Regions from separate parts of the Mus musculus genome. Here regions 1 and 3 are each linked to region 2. A link is a loop called in an ENCODE intact Hi-C map of the cell type or tissue named here. Cell type or tissue: left cerebral cortex. All regions are shown on one strand. Region 1 overlaps Tenm4 (teneurin transmembrane protein 4). Region 2 overlaps Tenm4 (teneurin transmembrane protein 4). Region 3 overlaps Tenm4 (teneurin transmembrane protein 4).

Region 1 (4,000 bases), 190 kb before region 2:
AGTGGACCATCTCCTAAGCTGCTCCTACCATTTTTTACGCCCCATGCCTGACTCTGTCCTCTGGAACTACACAGAGTGAGTGCTTGCTGTCTAAAACAGCGTTTTTGACTTGACAGTCTCTAAGCTTTCCTTTGGGGAGCTGGAAGATATTTGTCTGAGGTCAGTTGAAGAGAGTCTAACCCATAGATGTCTTGCTGTTTGCAACTCCCACAGAAGGGTGTGAAGCATCAATCCTAGAGAGAAAGGCTTCAGTGTAGGACCCCGTATCTTCATCACTTCTTCCTCCTTGTGAGAGAGCAGGCTCTCTGGAGGCCTCCCCTCCCTGCCCCGCACTCTTTGGGCTATAAAGTTAAACCTATGGCTTCTGTCCAAAAGGCTTGATGTGAGTTTGAAGAGGAAGGAGAAAAAAAATGAGCCTAGCTGCTCACTAATAACACCCAGGCCCCAAGTGTAGCAGGCCTGTGCTCATGAAACAAATGACACCTGAGACCGGAGGCTGCCAGATGTGGATAAGGAATAGAGGAGGAGCTATGATTACCCTAGCTTCCAAGCCTAATGCTTTTCCTAGTCTTCTCGTGTCCATCTTATTTGTACCCGAATCCCAGGAGGTGAAATGAACATTTCTGTTACCATGCTTTGGCCTATACCTTTCTATGTAGGCTACCCATAGCAGACTTAAGCGTTGTGTAAGGCCCTTAATTTCAATAAAGCCATTGTGAGCACAGCTACCTTGTGCTGGGCTCTGGACAAGATACTTGGCCATGGAAAATGTGTACTGCAGCTCTTAGGATGAGATGTCTACTGTCCCTTCCTGTGGCATGGCTGCTTCACTGAAGGGCAGTTCACAGTCTGAATGAGGAATGTCTCCCAAAACTATTTTGAACACTTGATCCCCAGCTGGTGGCACTGTCTTGAGAGGCTACGGACCTTTAAGAGTTGGACCCTTGCTAAAGGAAGTGGGTCATTGGGGGTGGGGCTTGAGGGTACATAGCCTGATCCCACTTCCTGCTGCTCACTGTCTGCTTTCTGATTATGTCGAAGATGTAACCATCTGCCCCATGTTTTTGTCGTTATGCCTTCTGTGCCATGATGAACTGTATCCCTTCTTAAATTATGAGCCTGGATCAACCTTTCCTTCCTCAATTGCTATCGTCAGGTATTCTGCCATATCGATGAGAAGAGTAACTAACAAATAGTAAGGTGTCAGATCTTTAGGAGCCACATTCTCTGCAAACGACTCTCATCACCCAAGTGCAGCTCTACCAACACTTTCCAGATGGCGCCCAAAACTGCGTGACTCAGGCTCTGCCAGACCCAGAACCGCAATAATGTTCCACCAAGCAAAGCTCTCTCAAATGGCTCAAACGGCCTCTTGAAGAACAGCGATTAAGCTTGGCAACATTCTCACTTACAAACTAAACTATTGTTACTTTGAGCCAGGGTTTGTTTAGTTTTTGCAACTCACTCAGTTTCTGGGAGAGGTGAAAACATGACCTAATTAACCAAAAGATCCATCACGGCTTCTGAGGTTGTAGGACTGTCCCTCCCAGAGGTGGCTACAGCTCATGTTTGTGACACCACAGGCTCTGGATTTTCTGGTACAATTCCTCTAGGCAAGGGATTGTTCACGGGAAAGAGCTGAATGGGATCATCTCTATCCATCAAACCTCAGGCTGAGATAATTGACGTTCAAGGAGCTGTAATGGCATTCTTCCAAGGCCACCAGCAAGCAATGTCTCCTTGACCATTGTGCTTCTTAGCCTAGCTGCGGCAACTCTATTACTCGCTCTAGTATGCAGAGGTAGAAACAAGCCTCAGTGGCTTATACTACCAGAGGAGCACCATGCTTGCATAGAGACATTACAGTGAACTCACCCCACCCTTTAGGGTGGGCTTAGACTTGGTATAGAAGAGCCAGAAGAACCTAGGGTGCTCTGGGGCTTTTATTTAAATGGAAAGCCTTTCTCCATCCCTCTTTCCCAGGCTCTCTGGCCAGATAGGTGCTTGAAGCATCCTCAAGATTGCAATCTGCAGCTCATCTACTGCCTTTTACACCGTGTTCAGAAGTGAAAGAAGCTGTCAGCTTCGTGTGGATACAGCTAACTGTCAGTGAAGCAAAATTAACTTTTGTCCTACTTGGAGAAAAGACACGGGGTGGGGGCATTTTAGATGACTGTTCCCTTTTGTGGCTGCTCTCCTGGAAAAACTAGACATCCCTACAAATGTGCTCTGACATACGCCCTGTTTGCTTTCTCGGCTGCTCTAGTGACTAATGCAGGCTGGGAAGCTGGCAGGCTGCAGCAAGACAGGATTGGACCAGGTTTTCTCTCAAAAGATAAAGATGTAGATACTCTCTGCCTTGGGGTCACAACAGAAGTATTAACAATCTGCAACTTCCACTGGGTGTCCACTCTGTGATAGGTGTGCGTGTATGAGCATGTATGCATGAGTGAGTGCAAGTGTGTGTGTGTGTGTGTGTGTGTGTGTGTGTGTGTGTGTGTGTGCGCATAGGGCAGGTTAGGTACCCTGTATAAACTTTCTTCCTTGAATTTTATGACAACTCTGTGATACAACCACTTGGGCCTTCATTTTACAAACATAGAAACTAAAGAGGCAAAGCTTGTAGGTGAGGAGCTGAGGTCTTAAAGCTACAGGTCTAATTTCAGAAGCCAGGCTCTTGAGGGCCATTTGTCACTCATGGTTACCTCTTCTGTGAGATGGGCTAATCATGGCATCCGTGCCCACTATAAGAACAATACAGAGATGGGAAGCTAGGTTTCCAAGAGGCTAAGAACCAGAGCCACGCTTACCCTGTGAATAAAGATCACAGGTGGGACCTGAAGGAGGCATCCATCAGCTCAGAACGATCCATTCAAGCCTAGGACCTGCAGCACCACACCTAGAGGCACACATGCTCTTAGAGATCCCAAGTCTTGGATGAATGGTGGCTAGGTCATTTACTACCAGTGGGATCCTGGAAAGTTGTCATGAGCTTTAGATTCTCCATGAACAAAAAAACAACACTGATTCCATAGAATCATTATGAAGGTTCAGAGAGAAGCAGCACTGGGTTTGGCCCAATGCCAGGACCACATTTAAAGTTTGGTGTTTTGTTTTGGTTTTGGTTTTGGTTTTCCGATACAACAGAATATCGAGATTGGAAAGCTACAGCATGAGGGGAAAGACTGAGCTGGAAAGAGTCAAAGTATATTTTCAAAAGTGTCAGAATACCTGTGGTTGGGTGACTCACATCCCTAATGTGACATCATGGGACAGTGAGTGAGTCACTTAAGCTTTGTGGGCCCCAGACAGGGTCTTCATCTGCAAATGGGGTCCTAACCCACTGGAGTTAGGAGATTTTGATGGAAAAATACAAGTGAGGTGTTTAGGGCAAAAGGGGGCACGAGGAAGACTCGGCACTAACAGCAAGTGATGTTGGGAATGACAGACAGTGGGCACTGACATTTTTCTACACTGCATGTTGTATATTTGTTCTACTCAAAATGTTCTAAGAATGATCATGGTGCTATGAGAATAAAGCATCGTCTACACAGCATCAGCTGCTTGCGTCTCCATGTTGCTCTGCAAGCAGACTTCTCTAGAAAAGGAAAGGTAAGGTAACCAAATGGAGACCAGTGAGGATCTGAAAACAGTAACAAGAGGGGTCAAGTAGGGTGAGCACATCCGCGTGGCTGCCTGTCTCTGCATGGTTACCTGTCTGAAGTAAACAGCAAGAGAGCTCCACTTCCCTCTTTGAAGACGTCACATGACCCTGACAAGGTCCTCCCTGGGGCGTGGAGAGTCTACCTTAGCCATATAAGGCTTTCTGAGGAAAGTAGGAGCAGATGGCCCAAAGGCAAGTCTCCATGGAGTCTTAACTCCAATTCCTCTATTTTCCCATGAAAATACCAGTAAATATGTCTGAAACGTAAAGGTCACTGGCTGCTCGTTTCTCAGCACAGTTCCCACCTCAGAGGCTGAATGTCAAATAGATCTGTCA
Region 2 (4,000 bases):
CAGCACCCAAACCTATGGTAATGAATGAGCACGAAGGTCGGCTTTACTCATCCTTCAGGTAAGAACATAGAGAGCCCCTTCAGCTCCTTGCTAACTGACCTCAAACAAGATGTCACATGTAGAAATGACCTTGTAAATGGTTCAACAGGGACAAATGTAACCATTTATTCTGCCATGCCCAAACCTGCTTCCTCAAAGCTAGTAGGTACCCCAGACATCACAGAGACATCTTGCCATCAGGTCCCCTTGAGCCTTCCCTCCCTCTGTTTGTGTGACCCCATTGCCCAGCCATTTCCAAAGCCATTGGTTTGCTTCAGGTATCGCCAGGGCTGTCCCTTGGGTGGGGCTCAACTTAAGAGAGGGCTCCTGGATTTTCCTTCGTGGGAATCATGCCTAGTCTGTTTCTTCTGTCCTTTGCAAGGCCTCCCTACGGACTTCTGTGTGCGTTCCACTCTTCACATCATTCTCCCTGCCTTGCCGTAGTCCAGGGTCTGAACTGAAGGTCTATGGGTGTTGAGGACAGAAACGTAGCAGTGTCTTTCTTGCCTTTGTCATGTCTTCTCTTGGGAAGGATGACGTCATCATTTATTTTAGTTTTGTGTGTGTGTGCGTGTATGTGTGCACTCACCATGCATGCATATTTCTAGATACAGGAGAGGGTATTTGAGGAGCCAGAGAGGGTATCAGAGCCCCCTGGAGCTGCAGTTATAGGCAATTGCGAGCTGCCCCACATAGGTGTTGAGAATCAAAGTCAGGTGCTTTGGGAGACCAGTGTGTGCTCTTAACAGCTGAGCCACCTCCCCAGCTCCCAAAGGCCTGGAATTACCATCAGCTACTACACGCAGTCTGTCTTTGTATAACTTTGACCTTGAATTTCCCCCTACTTTTTCTTTAACTTTCAGCAACTTTCAGGCATTGCTTAGGGAAGATCTGGACTCCAGCTCTTTTTATAATTTAATATATTTTTTGAGAATTTTATAGATGAGAGCCTCTACTTCTCCAATTCTTCTTGTGTACTCAGATCCATCTCAAATTCACAAACTCCTTTTTAAAAAATTATTATATAATGTAAACCAATGTCTATTATATTATACATACATCCTTCTGAGCCCATTTAGAGTCACTGCTATGTGCATGTTTAAAGCTGACCACTTGGGTTTGGATCGCCTACCAGGGGGCTGGCCTAGTCTATGGGAAATACTAATTCTCCTCGTCTCAGTAGCTATTAGTTACCTATAGCTCTTCTTCCAGGCCTTGTGAGATTTCCCCTATTCACACTGGCATGTAAACTGGTGTCGTTGTGCAGATCTTATTTAAGCAACCACATTTTTGGGATTTCATGGGCTCAGCTGCTCTGCCATTATCAGATGTCCTGGCCTTTCAGTTTTTAGTGATTTTTCTTTCTCTACTTTTGCGATGTTTCTTGAGAATTAGGTTTGGGGTTGTACTGTAAATGCATAAAGTGGGGCTGGGTACCCCACAGTTAGTTTTTCTTTTTGACCAGTTTGGAATTTCTGTAATGTTTTCGGCAAAAAGAAGCTTCTATGACAAGGGCTGAGAGCTATACTTATCTGTGGGTATAAGCATTTAGAATATAGTTTAGAAGCTATACTGTCTGTACTGTTTTCCTCTCGGGTCTATGACATTACCAGCCATGCAGAGTTGGTTAGATTTACAGTACCAGTCATGAATGTCCTCTAACTGAGTAGGCCTTAGGTACAACTGGATGGGTATTGGTTACCCCCAAGATATAAGTGCCACTACTATGCCCTTGGAACATCTTGCCATGCTGGTCATTGTTGGAATGGCATATAGTACCTCTATCTATATGCTCATTTAAAGTCAAGCTCACTGAGACCTTTTTATATTCCTCATGTCAAGTCCCAGCCCCACCAAGAGTGTTTATGATTTCTAACCTCTCTAACAGGAGATGTAGACAGCCCAGCTGCCTCTGCAGGCTTTTGTCAGCCTGTACCTTTCTGTCTGTCTAATGAGCACCTGCACTGCACTCTACTCAGACATCCATGGAAGCTTTTGTCTTTATACATCTGTGCAGTCATTTGCTGCCCGTGTATGGGGAGACACTGTTCACAGTGGGTCGGCAGCAGCCAAGGACTGTCTGGCTGAACATTGCTTCTAAGGCAATCTTTGTATGGTGGCTTCAGATAGAAAACTGACTAACATTAGCAGCAGTTCTTTCTTTGAGAACTGTAAACTAGGGATAGGAATATGCAAATCATGGGGCCTCTGTAAGCATCAAATGATATGGGAAATTCACTGCATTCAGGACAGCATCTAGTATACAGAAAGTCTTTATTTTGCAGTCTCCACAACCTGGCTAAAAGGTCATCACCACGTGTCCTCCTCCCCTCCTGAACACCACTGACATCTAGTGGTATGACGAAAGAACTACAGGTGTGCTTACCCAATGCTCCAGCCCTTTTCTGGGATTGTAGAATGGCTTATAAGGAAAGTCAGCCAGGTTTCTGGATGCTTTCCCAAGCACTTCCATACTTATTACCTAATATTATCCACACTTTAATCTTTATTGTATATAATAATGGCAAACATGGGATCAAAGGCAGATATAGGGCTGGGACAAGACCTGCCCTGAACAGTATCTCCTAGCTCAGGAAATTTGTCCACATCATTCCCTGTGCCTAGGATACACTGTCACATAATAAATGCCCAGTAAACTATCTGTACAAGAAACGACCCTCTACAGTTTAGAAGTCCACATGATGATAGTTAGTTAGTGGGAAACACCTCCCACTGCCTCCCAAGGTAGGTGACTGAATAGAAGTATTTAGTACAAGCGTTTCCAGCAGACAATGGAAAGATGACTCAGGAGTTAAGAGCATTTGAAGTTCTTGCAGAGGATCCAGGTTTGGTTCCCAGAACCCACACAGTGGCTCCCCACTACTTGTAACTTCACTTCCAGGGGCTCCAATGCCCTCTTCTGGTCTCTGCAGGCACTTGTGTACACATGGCATATATACATACATGCATAAAATAAAAGTAGATAAGATCTAGACAAAGAAGCACATAAATATCCCTACTCCCCCACTGGGGAAAGGAAATTTTCCTGGGGCCCCTGTGCTCCTTGCCTTTTCTTGAGGCCTCTCTCCACTCCCTAGATAGAATGGGTTAGATCCACACAGGACAAGAAGCAAGTCACAAAGTGTAAGTGGATGTGGCTGGGAGAGAGCTGTTTTATCTTTATGTTCTGTGATACTGGGGCTTGAACCCAGGGCCTGGAGCATGCAAAGCCTTATCTCTGGCCCTGCGGTGCTTCTCTGGGAAAGGCTAAATGGCAGCCTAGGACTCCACAGAAGGACAAGAACTCTGGCAAGAGGGGAGCTGCCTGAGACAGGGAAGACTTGAGCATCCAGAGGCTTCAAAGCCAGTAACTTTGTTATGGTTTCTAGGGCAGCTGGGTCGGGGGGGGGGGGTGGGCTGGTGGCATCTATCACCACTAGTCCTAGTAGGACATACTTTCGAAGAGACACAAGAGGCCGAACTCCATAAGGGCTGTAGAAGGCCCGCCCCCAAACCCCAGGCTGAGAATTGGTTTTCCGTCTTCCTAGGACTCTCAGAGCATCCCACATTCTACCTGAGAGCCTCTTTCTGGTATCACAGATGAGGCCCGAGTGCCCCCGGCTCCCCCAACATCAAAGATGAAGTCTGTTTCATCACCACCCCGCCCTTCCCTGGTTGTTCTCAAACTAACTACACCATTTTTTTCCTAGCAGGTAGTAGAGATTGGAACTAATCCTCTGACTATTTATTGCCTGTCATTTCTAACAGGACTGTAAGTTTCTCTAAAGAAATGGTTGTCTTGTAAGCATCCAAGCTCAAGAATAGAGCATTTGTGTACAGTGCAGGAGGCTGGGGTTTGATATATAGTACTACTGGGAGGAGGGGGTGGAGGAGATCTAACAGGGAAGTAGAAGGGAAAGGAGAAAGAAAGGGGGAGGAAGAGAAGGAGGGAGAGACACAC
Region 3 (4,000 bases), 250 kb before region 2:
AGAAGAGAGGGAGAGCTGAAAGTGTAGATGGCTTCATGCTACAGAGCCCGGGGTCAAACATGCACACATACTTTTTGTTTTTTCTTTTCCTTTCCTTTCCTTTCCTTTCCTTTCCTTTCCTTTCCTTTCCTTTCCTTTCCTTTCCTTTCCCTTTCTTTCTTTCTTTCTTTCTTTCTTTCTTTCTTTCTTTCTTTCTTTCTTTCTTTCTTTCTTTCTTTCTTCCTTCCTTCCTTCCTTCCTTCCTTCCTTCTTCTTTCTTTCTTTCTTTCTTTCTTTCTTTCTTTCTTTCTTTCTTTCTTTCTTTCTTTTTTTTTAAGACAGGACTCAAGCAGTCCAGGGTGACTTTGAATTTGCTGTGTAATGGAAGATAACTTTGAAGTTTGGATCCTCCTGTCTCAATCTTGGGATCACAGACGTGCATAACCTCAACCCACTCCATGAAGTACTGAGGATGGGACCCAAGGCTTTGTGTATGGTAGGCACGCGCTCTATCTACTGAGTCACCTCGTCAGTCTCCGAGCATTTATAAACCAAACGGATCTTCTTCTTCTTCTTTTTTTTTGTTTTTTGTTTTTTGTTTTTTGAGACAGGGTTTCTCTGTGTAGCTCTGGCTGTCCTGGAACTCACTCTGTAGACCAGGCTGGCCTCGAACTCAGAAATCTGCCTGCCTCTGCCTCCCAAGTGCTGGGATTAAAGGCGTGCGCCACCATGCCCGGCTCAAACGGATCTTCTTTGTTATGTGTCAGTGCTGCAGCCACACACAGTTGGGAGGAAGCGGTATGACCTGCGAGCGGTGGTTATCTGTAGTTCCATCGCATGAGCGCACAAGTGAGCCTTCATCTGGCTCTGTTTTCCATGAATCCATCCAGCCTCCCCTCCCCCTTTCTTCTCCTCCTCCCCCTCCCCCCTCCCCCCTCCCCGGCTGGCTCTTCTATGGCAGTCTGTGGGTGAGCGTTTAGCATTCTCCACTCGCTGATTTATTCACCCGACAGCCTGATTGATCTCTGTGAGGTGAACCTGATGCTGTGACTCTGCTAATAAGAGCTCTTCAATAGTCCTCACTGACTGCGGGAGAAATCCATGCTCTGCCGAAAGGCACATATTCCTTTCCTTCTCTCCCCACTCAGCCCCATGCCCAGCCATGGAGATGGACTGTTAACTTCCTCTGACTCCCCGAGTCCCTCTGACAAATACTCTGCGTGACATGTCAAGGAAGCACAATGGATTTCAGAAAGATTTTAATAAAAAAAATTTTAAGCAGTTTGTTGCTCTAATTACTAAATAGAGTATTTACAGAAGTCGTCATTTGTCAATAATGTGGGATACAGGACAGAGATACAATTATGCCGAGAACACCGGCTTGGGGCCATGGAGTTCCATAAACCTCTCTGATGTCACCATATCTGACAAGTATAAGTATGGTTGTTCCCATTTCATTAGAAAGAAAACGCAGCCAAGAGAGATAAAACAATTTGCAGGAGGCCACAGCTACTAATTACAGAGGCAAAATTTGAACACAGGCTTTTGGCCTCCAAACTTAGCATCCTTCCATGATGCCATACTCTTTAGAGCCTGCAGGAACTCCCGTCACAGCAGAAGCCAGGGCCCTGAAGCAATGCCCTGAGAGGCAGGGAAACGAATGAAGGGCAGAGAATTCTAGAACTTTCAGAGGTTAAAGGATTCCAAATCACCACTAAGCTCAATGTGCTCACTTAACAGAAAAGAAACCTAGAGGATGGGCATCGGTTCCCAAGGTCGCAGAGTGAGCTGGGAGAGTAAGAGTTAATGTAGAGGAGAAGAGTTAGAGTCGGGAGTGCAAAAAGAACTGAGGAATCAGTTTGCCGTAGCTCACAGGAGTCCATCAAGAGACCAAGACTGGGGGATGAAGAGATGGCTCAGCCTCAGTGGTGAAGAGCATGAAGTAGCGTTTCAGAGGGCTACTGCTTGGTTCCTAGTACTCACAAGCTCCTAACTGCCTGTCCCTGCAGCTCCGGAGGATCTGGTGCCCTCTTCTGGCCCCTATAGGTACTGCATTCATATGTACACACCCTCCACATATATTATTTAAATTATTCTCAGAACGAACAACTAAATAATAATAATAATAAAAGCATCTATAAAAGTGACAATGCCATTTCAGACTTGAACAGTGACAAGTGACTTGTCATTTGGTCAGCAGCATGGCAGAGAAAAAAAACATTCTCCCTGAGGATAAGGGGGCATGTATTGGGCTCCAGTCTTCCAGTATGACCAAAACCAACTTTCTTTCCCTCTCTGAACCCTGCTTTTCTGCTCTCTATGATGAAGGCGATGGCACAAGTGACTCCCGGGGACTGCTTCCTGTTCTAAAATAGCAGGAATTATAGTGAGATTAGTTGGAATGCGAGGGCATCAAAACATAAATGCCGCAGAGTGCTCTGGGATGTACAAGGGCAACGACTGGGGGAGAGGGCTTGAGCAATAGCCTGGGACCCAGAAGAGGAACGGGAGGTATGGATGGAAAGGGCTTCCTCAGGGCTGGAGGGAGGCTCAGAGGCTAAGAGCACACACCGCTCTCACAGAAGCCCCGAGTTTGATCCTTAGTCCATGAGGCATCTTCTCTAGGCCTTGTAGGGATTCACCCGAGAGCAGAAGCCAGGGGCTGAGCAAGGCAGGCTTCTGGGACAGCAGGGTCACCAGTGAAGGCAGCAAAGGGGCCAGTGGGAGGGGAGAACATTCTAGAACTGCCTGAACTTGAGTAAGAGACACCACTCCAACATGTGGCCTCCCTCCAGGGCTAAGTGAGCTGTCTGGGTTGTGAGTGAGTGAGACTTGTGGGTTCTGAGCATCTCTTCGCCTGGAAAGGCCCACGTCCCGAGGTGTTTACATCAGTACTGGCTTCCTAAATACATTTCTAAATAAACGTCACTCAGGGAATTCCATTCTGAATTTTGTTTTAAAATCCAAGAGTCTGAGTAAAGTTCAAGGCCAGGTGACTTTCCCTTTAAGCTACCGTACACTGTACCGTGGGAGGGCCGCCTCCTCCAGCCCTGGTGCAGGAGCCCAGCACAGAGAGGCAGAGGGCTGGTTTCTGGGTCTCCTTGTGCTCTGCAATGGCTGGGGGCCATGGGCGTGGTGGGCCTTCCTTTTCTTAGCTCCTCTGTGATCATTCTTCCCACAGCAGCTGTCCCTGTTTGCAACTTCTGTTCCTTCTTCCAGAGCTAATTCTAAAGCCCTAATCTCTGAGAAGACTTTTTGGCAGCGTAAGCAGACCAAGTCCTTATCACTATGGAAACACCATATCCTCAACGTTGTTGACCATGAACCTTGGAGTTTAGAAACGGACGTTATTCATTTGCGTATTTACCCTGGAATCGAATCCACAGAAGGGTCTCAGCCTACTCTTGATGCTATCGCTGGAAGCATTCACTCGATGGTCTTCCAGCTCTAAAATGCTTCCGCTCAGTCCTTCTCAGCTGAAGGCACAGGTATCCCTCCAATAGACACTGACAACTAGCTGTACTCAGCAGGATCCACTTGCAGATGGCTCCCATACACTTTCAAGACTGATTTACGAAGTCTGCAAGCCTCAAACCTGCTTCTCACCTGCCAAAAGTCCTCCGTAGTGGCCAAAGTGAGGAAAACACATTTTTTTTTCTGGGACACAGTCTAGTGTCAGCGGCTAAATCTGACAGAACAGAAGCCTGGCTTCTCAAGGATTTGTCCTGGGCTGTTAGTTTTGGGGAAGGCATAGTTTTAAGAAACAGAGTTTTAAGAAAATAATTTGAAGATGGCAATGTGAAAGGGAAGGGAGCCATCTGGAGAATATTTTGCTTTTGATAAAATGTTTATGTGGATAGAATTTCTTCCATATAAAGGAACTTTAGCAACCTGGGCTTGACCTGAGATCCCATGAATATGGAGCTGGAGAGAGAGCTCAGTGGTTAAGGTTACTTGATGCTCTGGCCGAGGACCTGAGTTCAGTTCTCAGCACTCACATGATGGCTTACAGCCATCCATA

What was found. Hi-C counts contacts between places; a loop is a spot of excess contacts. Peaks named below come from ENCODE experiments on the same cell type or tissue, not always from the same donor. Only the 100,000 strongest peaks of a DNase experiment are listed, where the experiment ranks them.
Region 1: it touches region 2 in a loop (4-fold over the local background); 2 of 42 quality-filtered maps call a loop at or near these places.
Region 3: a loop joins it to region 2, with 2.7 times the contacts of the local background. A loop is called at or near these places in 13 of 42 quality-filtered maps.

What each region holds. Positions count from the first base shown.
Region 1 is chr7:96,706,468-96,710,467 of GRCm38, reverse strand. The region is part of intron 10 of Tenm4 (teneurin transmembrane protein 4); the gene reads right to left. Among named protein-coding and RNA genes, the nearest start is that of Gm15413, 93 kb to the left of the region's middle. In left cerebral cortex, no CTCF peak of the experiment used is centred here; DNase peaks (open chromatin) are centred at 1,313 and 2,185; H3K27ac peaks cover 2,166 bases.
Region 2 is chr7:96,517,768-96,521,767 of GRCm38, reverse strand. All of the region lies in intron 4 of Tenm4 (teneurin transmembrane protein 4), which reads right to left. Among named protein-coding and RNA genes, the nearest start is that of Gm15412, 180 kb to the right of the region's middle. In left cerebral cortex, a CTCF peak has its summit at 2,387 (motif pointing left); DNase peaks (open chromatin) are centred at 571 and 2,382; H3K27ac peaks cover 249 bases.
Region 3 is chr7:96,767,997-96,771,996 of GRCm38, reverse strand. The region is part of intron 13 of Tenm4 (teneurin transmembrane protein 4); the gene reads right to left. Among named protein-coding and RNA genes, the nearest start is that of Gm15413, 32 kb to the left of the region's middle. In left cerebral cortex, a CTCF peak has its summit at 2,005 (motif pointing left); DNase peaks (open chromatin) are centred at 1,974 and 3,144; H3K27ac peaks cover 947 bases.